2 separate regions of the Homo sapiens genome follow, and region 1 is linked to region 2. The links are chromatin contacts, found by Hi-C in ENCODE. All regions are on one chromosome and are shown on one strand. Each heading gives the region's core, a stretch centred on a gene start or an enhancer-like site at or near the end of the contact. The rest is flanking DNA. Distances are from core to core; before and after follow the strand shown. Region 1 overlaps SPRY3 (sprouty RTK signaling antagonist 3). Region 2 holds the start of TMLHE (trimethyllysine hydroxylase, epsilon).

The links. Hi-C counts contacts between places; a loop is a spot of excess contacts on that map. Pooled maps may share reads with other maps.
Region 1: a map of endothelial cell of umbilical vein shows a loop between it and region 2 (20-fold over the local background). The contact joins the enhancer-like site here to the promoter of TMLHE in region 2. A Hi-C loop is called at or near these places in 3 of 168 maps with a recorded cell type or tissue (Right ventricle myocardium inferior, ascending aorta and endothelial cell of umbilical vein) and 7 of 50 pooled maps.

The regions. Positions count from the first base shown.
Region 1 is chrX:155,743,681-155,747,621 of GRCh38, reverse strand. All of the region lies in intron 1 of SPRY3 (sprouty RTK signaling antagonist 3), which reads right to left. Among named protein-coding and RNA genes, the nearest start is that of TMLHE, 130 kb to the right of the region's middle. Within about 2 kb of position 1,706, at least 2 of the 41 ENCODE cell types and tissues checked have a DNase peak (open chromatin) inside an H3K27ac peak, as active enhancers do.
Region 2 is chrX:155,610,356-155,614,354 of GRCh38, reverse strand. It overlaps TMLHE (trimethyllysine hydroxylase, epsilon), which reads left to right and starts at 1,403. Exons shown (of 8, transcript NM_018196.4): 1 at 1,403-1,563. SPRY3 (sprouty RTK signaling antagonist 3) reads right to left here and starts at 1,769. Exons shown (of 3, transcript NM_001304990.2): 1 at 1,708-1,769.

The DNA.
Region 1 (3,941 bases), core at 457-2,956, 130 kb before region 2:
ATTATTATTAATGTAATAGGAGAATGCACTTCTGGTTTTGGCACTGATATTTGGGATACTGCATAGGGCTGGTAGCTTAAAAGAGTGGGCAATATTTTGGAGTATGGATTAATGGAGATAGAACCACTAGGAATACTTCCTGTTAAAATATGCTATATTTGCCATTTAGAGATAATTTAATAATATGATATTTTAAATGAAAATAGGAAAATCTTTTCTTTTGTGGGGCCATGAAGCTTTGCTCAAAGGAAGTTTTAAGGAGGTGGGTCTTAGCTCATTTTAAGAGCTAAGTACTAATGGAATAGTTTCTAACTACTGATGGAATAGTTTTATCAGGTAAATGCTCAAAGACTGATTTACAAACTATCATTGGTTCTCTAATAATGAATCCTGCAATTAGTTGAAAATTAGATTAAGCTCTAGGGCCCCTTCCAAAGCAGAATTCTATAATTATGTGCTGAAGTAGATTTAGGCATCAAAGGAAGGAAAATTAATTTTGAATCAGCAGTCATTAAGTGTGACGTCCTGTGATTCTCCTTTAATTTAGAGAAAAATTCTGCGATACTTCAGGAAGGATGTAATACTGAGGTCATTTGAGGGCTGAAAGTTTACTTGGAGTCGCATGTGGTCCCAGATCCACAGTTTGGAGCCAAGAGGAGACAATAAAAGATTTAAAGAAAGAGTAAATGGAAATACAGACAGAAATAGAAACATATAGTACCTGGAAACCTTATGTGTGGAGTGAACACTCTCAGTAGCCTTCTTACATAGAAAAGTCCTGACCATTCCATCATTCATCCTTCAACAACTATTTACTGCTTGTAGTCTAGACTAGTTGCAGATTATGCAGGAGTTCATTTATTGGGGTCATGCACAGCTGTCCATTATAGATCAGCCAGGTTAGTCCTTCCAGAATTTGAGTACCCAATGTGCAGTTATTAATGTCCGAGAACTTAAGACTCAAACACAACCAAGGTAAAGGAAAGACTGAAAAGGAACTGGTCACTATTGAAACAATCTTAAGACTTGACATATACATAAACAAAAATGTTTTCTCCCCTTTACACTCATGAATAGAGGGTTAACAGCTATTTAGGTTACTGTTGAAAATTTAAATCTTGGAGAATAGAAAATTTAATTGAGGGCAAGATGATTTTCTAATTGTTTACAAGGTCTTTGTATTGCCTTTTGTTCATTAAAATGAAAAAATTGTATTAACAATATCAGAAAGTTAATATGTTGCTGATGAGGTTCTCCTCTACTGGAATAATTTCTAAAAATCAAAGAAATAGGAAAAAATTAATGTTAAATTAGCTACAGTGTCTGAATCAATTTATTTCTGCAAATTATTTCTGACCAAATGTCTCAGAAACAAATCAATGTAAAAGATTATTAATATTTACTTGCTTACAGGTATAAAAGAAAGTAACATGAAACTTTTTTGAAGAAAAGAGAAGAATTTTCTTATGAGCCAATTCACACTGCTACAAATATTTTGGATCCAAGACCAAAAGCTAGAAATGTAAATAATGATAGCACTGCTGCTGCTGCCCTAGATTGAATTACAAAACAAGCAGCACATTTAGAAATTTATGCTGGAAAAATCCTTTCAAATGTGTCTGAATACAGAGCAGTTACAGTGTTTGTGCAGTCATGCAGTTTGGACTTGAGCCAAGTGTAACGCTCGCTCTTATTCCTGGTCCCACCCTTCTGATGAGGAATCTGAAGGCCAGGTTACAATTCAAGTTCTCTGTAGCTAGCTCAAGCTCCTACCCAGTGTTTCTGAGCTTTTATCACTACTAGGTTTGCTCATGAAAATAACAATATTAATAACTAATGTATATTCGGTGCTTACTATATGCCAAGCATTATGCAAGGTAAATTACATATTTTATCTTAAGCTTCACAATAAACCTATGAGGTAAATACTTTTATGTGCAGATGGGGAATTTGATTCTGTATGAGGTTAAAGAAATTGCTCCAGGTCACATCATTATATCTGTTCCATTATAAATCTATTGAGAAATCAGTAGTCTTTCTGCATGTCAAGGATGATTTTTTGTTTGGAAGACAAGGCCAGGTATCTTAGAACAATAAGGTCTCCCAAGCCTCAACATCTACCTGCTGCTCTCACAGGTGACTTCCCTCAACACAAGATTTTGTCTCTTATATTCTTGCTAGCTGCTTTCAGCCACACCTCTAAGAAGTTGTCAGTAGCTCTCAATAGCTGCACTTCATGATGATCCTTGTACCGGCCCCAGCCTTATGGGCTCCTCAATAGTGATATAATTTAATATTACAACAGGGTCTCTGATGCACCCTTAAATGACAGAAACAATTAAGAATAAATCAAAGCTCTTTACCCTGCTTCAAGGAAAGCATCTATGGAACACCAACTAGCTGACCCCCTCTAGTTGCCTATTTTTAATTTAAACAAAATTTGGGGAAAGAAAGTTGGTCTGGGATAAGTTTCTCAAGCTTGGGGAAAGATAGTTTTCTCTAGAGCAATTCCTGAGACTTGCATAGGATCTCTATTCTCCCTAAGGAACATTTGAATGGTGAGAAAATGAGACTAGGAATTGAAAGATGCTTCTATGTTCCTTAGACATGAGTTCAGATATTATTGGAAGTTAGTAAAGAGGCTTTGCACTCAGTAGCTTAGCATCCTATTCTTCCTCAATTCTAAGTATTCCTAAAATACAATCTGAATCAGACACACACCAGAAAGAACCCCTGAAGCCCAATCCAATGAACTGGGGGAGCATGAAAAATCTAAGCATTACCTGGAAAATCTGCTACAAAACAATCCACAGGTAAAGTGGCCCCAGGTCAAACAAAAGGAGTTTGCTAAGAGTGGTGCAGCAGGTTTCTATTGAAGACTTTGTTTCCTTCCAGTAATGCTTTACACAATGTGAGCAATGGTTGTGCGAGGCTGTGGTTCTGTCTCTCTGACTTTAGTGTCCTGGGTCTGCACTCATGTTGTATTTTTTTCCTTCTGTTTTTGTGACTAATTTTCTCTGTGGGATTAGTATTTTTCTGTACAGCATGACACTGAAAGAAACACTTTAAACTGCGTTTGCCAGGAAAAGTCCCTTCCCGTTTGGAATCCGAAGTGAAACCGACACCACACTTTAAGATTCTAGGATTGTTGCAGGGAAATGTCACCCAACAGCTCCAGGAAGCAGGAGCCCTACTGTTGCTGTTTAACCACTTCTTTCCCACTTTGGTGGCAAGTTGCCTCCTTTTACACAAACTGCCTCAGGAGATCCTAAGGATATCATGGTGTCTGTCTGTCCTTGCAAGAGCATGCATTATGGTAGGACATTGCCTTCATTCTGTTCATTTTTCTCCAAGACTCTTGCTTATTCTCACCATTTGGCTGGACTTTCTACTGTAGGATTACCTCGGAATCCACACAAAACCCACAGAGTTTCAGAACTGCCTTGAATTACATGTTTTCCCAAACATCCACCCAGTTCATAGGTGGCCTCACCTCTGAAGTCTCAGAGTCGCAAGATGCCTTGAGTCTTAGACTGTCTTCCATCTTCTTTCTCCCTTCTGTACCCCCTCCAGCCAAAGTTGCCCAGCCACACTAAATTGCATTCCTTGCAGTGTTGCATGCTTCCTTTGGGCAGCTTGCCTTTTATGAATAGATGAGGAGAAAATTGGGATATGAAAACACATTTATCTCTTAATATAAATATATAAATGGAATTATTTAAAATTGTCCTTTTATGTCTAGCTTCTTAGCATAATGTTTTCAAGGTTCATTCATGTTGATGTATCATGATTTTATTCCTTTTTTGTTTTTCAAGTTATCAACACTTATTTACATATTTGATAAATTTGTTGGAAATTTGAATTGTTTTATGTTCCAGGAGGAGTATATTTGCCTCATTTCAGGAACTATTTGTACATTTGTTTGTTGAGGATTATTTGGT
Region 2 (3,999 bases), core at 154-2,653:
CATTCACTCTAATTGCTACAGTTATGATCTTCCTGTTACAGGACATTGGATCATGCTGTTCTTTCTGCCCAAAACTTTTTTTGTTTTCCCATTTGCCTGGCCAACTCCAATTTGTTCTTTAAACATAAGGGCATAAGGGCATGGACTATATCTGGGCTTTGTTTATCATTTTACACCCAGATCTTAGTACAGTGCCTGGCATACAGTAGGCACTCATTAATGTTTATTGCATGAATGAATACCAGCCAGACTAAATCTAGATTCTCATTGTACTTAGTTTTTCCTCTTTATGTTACATTCACACTCTGGATATGTCCTTTTGTTTACACACTGGTTCTAGAAATTTTTTAACAAATATTTATTAAATATATAGACATTTTAGACTCTGTGCTTGGAGAACAAATATGAAAAACACAAGTTTTCTGCTCTCAAGAAGCTACTTATTCATTAGAGGACAAAGACATGCAGAAAGAGAAATTATAATCTAGAGTAAGTGGTACTCTTGAGGCCTGTACGAGATCCATTGGGCATACTGGACCTAGGGAAAAAAAATATACAAACTTATCTGGGAAAGACAGGGAAGGCTTCACAGAGGAGGTGCTATCTAAATTGAGTCAAAAATAACGAGTAGCCGTTTTCCAAATAAACAAGTGCCGGGTAAGAGCATTCATGGCAGAAGGAATTCCAGGGCAAAGATGTGGAGGCTTTTTCTTCTTTTGTTGATCCTGACTTCTACAAACCAATTCCTTTATTGCTTTTTTGACATTAGATTAACACTTTTAATCTCGAATAAATATAATACTGCACAATTTCCCATTTTCAGTATATATGCATTTGATTTTTTTTGTTGTTCTTACTCTCATTTTTTAAATCTGCCTTGGATTTCCATTGCATATACTATTTCAGTATACTTTTTGGTCCTTCTTTGTAATATGTATCGTTCTTAAATTTTTACCTGCATAAGGTGTTCATTCCTAATGGGTATTCCCTTCTAGTGCTCACTGTATGTAGCACTGTATCTGGACCCTGGGTTCAAGATGCTCAGCTGAATCGATGGGAGTAATGAGCGGTATATGACTTCCATAAACTCAAGAAAATGGTGGAAAGGTAGTAGAATTTTACTTCTAGTAAACCTGGATAAACTACCATAAATAGAAGCGTAGTGGGAGGACTCGGGAGGAGCACTGAAATGGCAGGCAGGGGACCCAGGTTTTATAGCTTTATGGGCCTGTTTTTTCTCATCCCTGCACCTATAGCTTCAAGTATGTTCACTAAAGGCGATTGAATAGAGTGCCCCGGCCCAGTCCTTCCGAATGGGAGACTGACGCCCTAGCACCGGGCGAAGTCCCGGGCGCCAGAGGCACCCACCCTGCACGGCCGGAAGGAGTGGGGCGGGGCCTACAGGCTCTCCGCTGGGCCCGAGCGGGCTGGGGGAGGGGAGCGTGGGGCCGACAGTTTTGGGGGTGAAAAGGCAAAAGGCGGGTGAAAGGCTGCCTCCCGAGACTCTCCTTGCTTGGAATTCTGCCCACTCTGCGGAGTTAGCAGTCACGACCTCCAGCACAGGTGGGTTCCGTCCCGTGGGTCAGGGAAGGGGTGTCCCCATGGGTGCTACGGGTGGGTTTACCCAGGCGCTCGCTTTCAGGCCTGTCGCAGTGGGCGGCGGAGGCTCTCACCCGGGCTGCTGGGCCCAAGGGCGGTGGTACTCACCTTAACCCTGGCGGAGAGGAAGGCCACTCCTGCCTTGCCGCAGGGTTGTCGTCACGATCTGTGCCAGTTGCGCGACAGAGTCTGCCCGGAGATCAGCGTGAGGCCGGATGGGCCTAGCGCTCAGGAAGAGCTGGAAGAGCTGGAGCAAGCTCGCGTTGGGACTGACGCCCAGTGTACATTGTTTCAATCTCGGTCGGACTTTACAGCCCTGGATCTGTCACTGACTTGGTGTTTAGCTTTCAGCGAGTCCCTACCCTCTTCCTGCCTCACTTTGTTCGGCAGTAGAGTGGAAGGTGGAACTCAGCTGTCTGCAAGATCTTGCAGCACTTTCTTTCGTTCTCATATCCACTAATGTTCTCTGCCCAGATTTTACCCTTTGTCTGCCCCCTCTGGAGCAAGGCTCTGGGTAAGTAAGTTAGGCTAGGAAGTTTTCTTTCTCTTCCGAAAACAATGGAAAAGCCTTTAAATACTCCTGACTGCCCTGGAAACGACATTCAAACCATTAATTGAATGTCAACTCTGAAGAATGGGTTTGTGAATGCCATACTATTAAACGTTTTAACCAGATGATTGCCTAAAATGATGTGTGTTGAGTGGACATAGTACACTGCCTAGCAAAAGTCTCATGATAAATGAGTTGCGTGCTTTAACTCAGTCGCTGAAAGAAAAACTTGAGCTCTCATATTTAAGAAACACTTTCATAATCCACTCCCATACAGTAGTAGTCTTTTAGAGTTGCTTGTAGCTTGGTTTGCCCTTTCAGGACACACTGTAGTAAAAATTACATACAGTTTATTTTACATTAACTATAAAGACAAAGAAGGACTATAAACATTATGGATCAACATTTTGGTGTCAACTTCTGGTTTCTCCTCATTAAGGAACTGGTGGTAATGATAATGGTGAACATATATTTTGCAAAATACTATAATTTTCACAACAACCAGAAGACGTTAAGTAAGGTTATTTATAATAAGGCTTAAAAAACTTATACTTTATCTCATAACCAGTGTGATGAAGGGAATGTTTACTGGGGTGGTTGAGTCTGGGGGCTTGTTTAGTGTGCCCCACCTAGTTCTTTATTTCTTGGAAGCTTGGACTGGAACAGATCACTTCCTTGTTTTGGCCTCTGTTTCAGGAACCACCATTTGTTCTGTATTTCTGCTTGTCAACCCTGGGAACAACAGTAAAACCAGCCAAGTGGATCACTGGGTGTTTACAATGTTTCTGACAGCTGTATCTGATGCCTCCAGGGGCTGGGAGGGGGACCCCAGGATTAACAAACCTCTTTGGTGGGAAGAGTCTCTTCCTGCAAACTGAACACGGATCCATCAGTTGGGCACCACTGTGATCCCCTTTCTATAATACCAAGCATCCCCTGGGCTCATATGGGCTGTACATGCACCTGCCATTGCCCTGTGTAAAGATTTACAGGATAAGAGGCTCTTGAAAAAACCCAGCCTGCTCCATACCTGTAGGTTCTAGGGAAGGAGTGGCTGATATGTAGGTGAGTGTTCTTCTGGATGAGGAAAATACCTCATGATTTCCCAAATGGTTTGAAAGGTGAGAAAAAAATTATGCTGGATATCTGCTGAGCCAACCTGAAGGGTGAGTTTTGCATTGGCTATTTGGCAGGACCTGGTGTCTGCCTTGTTTAGCTATATTTTCACTCTATTCATCATACTCTGTTCATTCACTCCAAAGGCAATCAATGAATGTCAACTCTGTGCCAGGATGCTGATCCATTCACTGAGATTGGCAGCACAGGACAGCCAGTTCGGGAGGACAACAGGAATTCAACTTTAAGCATACTCAGTCTGAGGCCTCCTCACCTTTCCCCACTCCCTATATCTAACTGCTACAAAATCTTGTCACTTCTACATCCTGAATATTTTAAAAAATCCATCCACTTCTCTTTGTCCCATGACTACTCCAAATTTCAAGCCAGCAATATTCTTTTTTAATTGATTTAAAAATTTTTATTTTAAAAGACCAAATGGTTGCATGACCCTCGACTCTCATGGGAAAACCACAACCCACCACCACCACAGCAACAACAACAAACAGCCTAATGACCTCTGTATGATCCCTAATAAATTGTCAAAGTAAGGAGATGAAAGTTCTCTTTTTTTCTTGATGCTCACAGTGTTTAAATATTGTATTTAGGATAATTTACATGCCATAAAATTTGCATATTTAAAGTGATTTTATAAATTTATTGGGTGGTGCAACCATCACTACAATCTAATTTTAAAACATTTGCATCACGTCAGTGACATCTTCCTTGCCCAT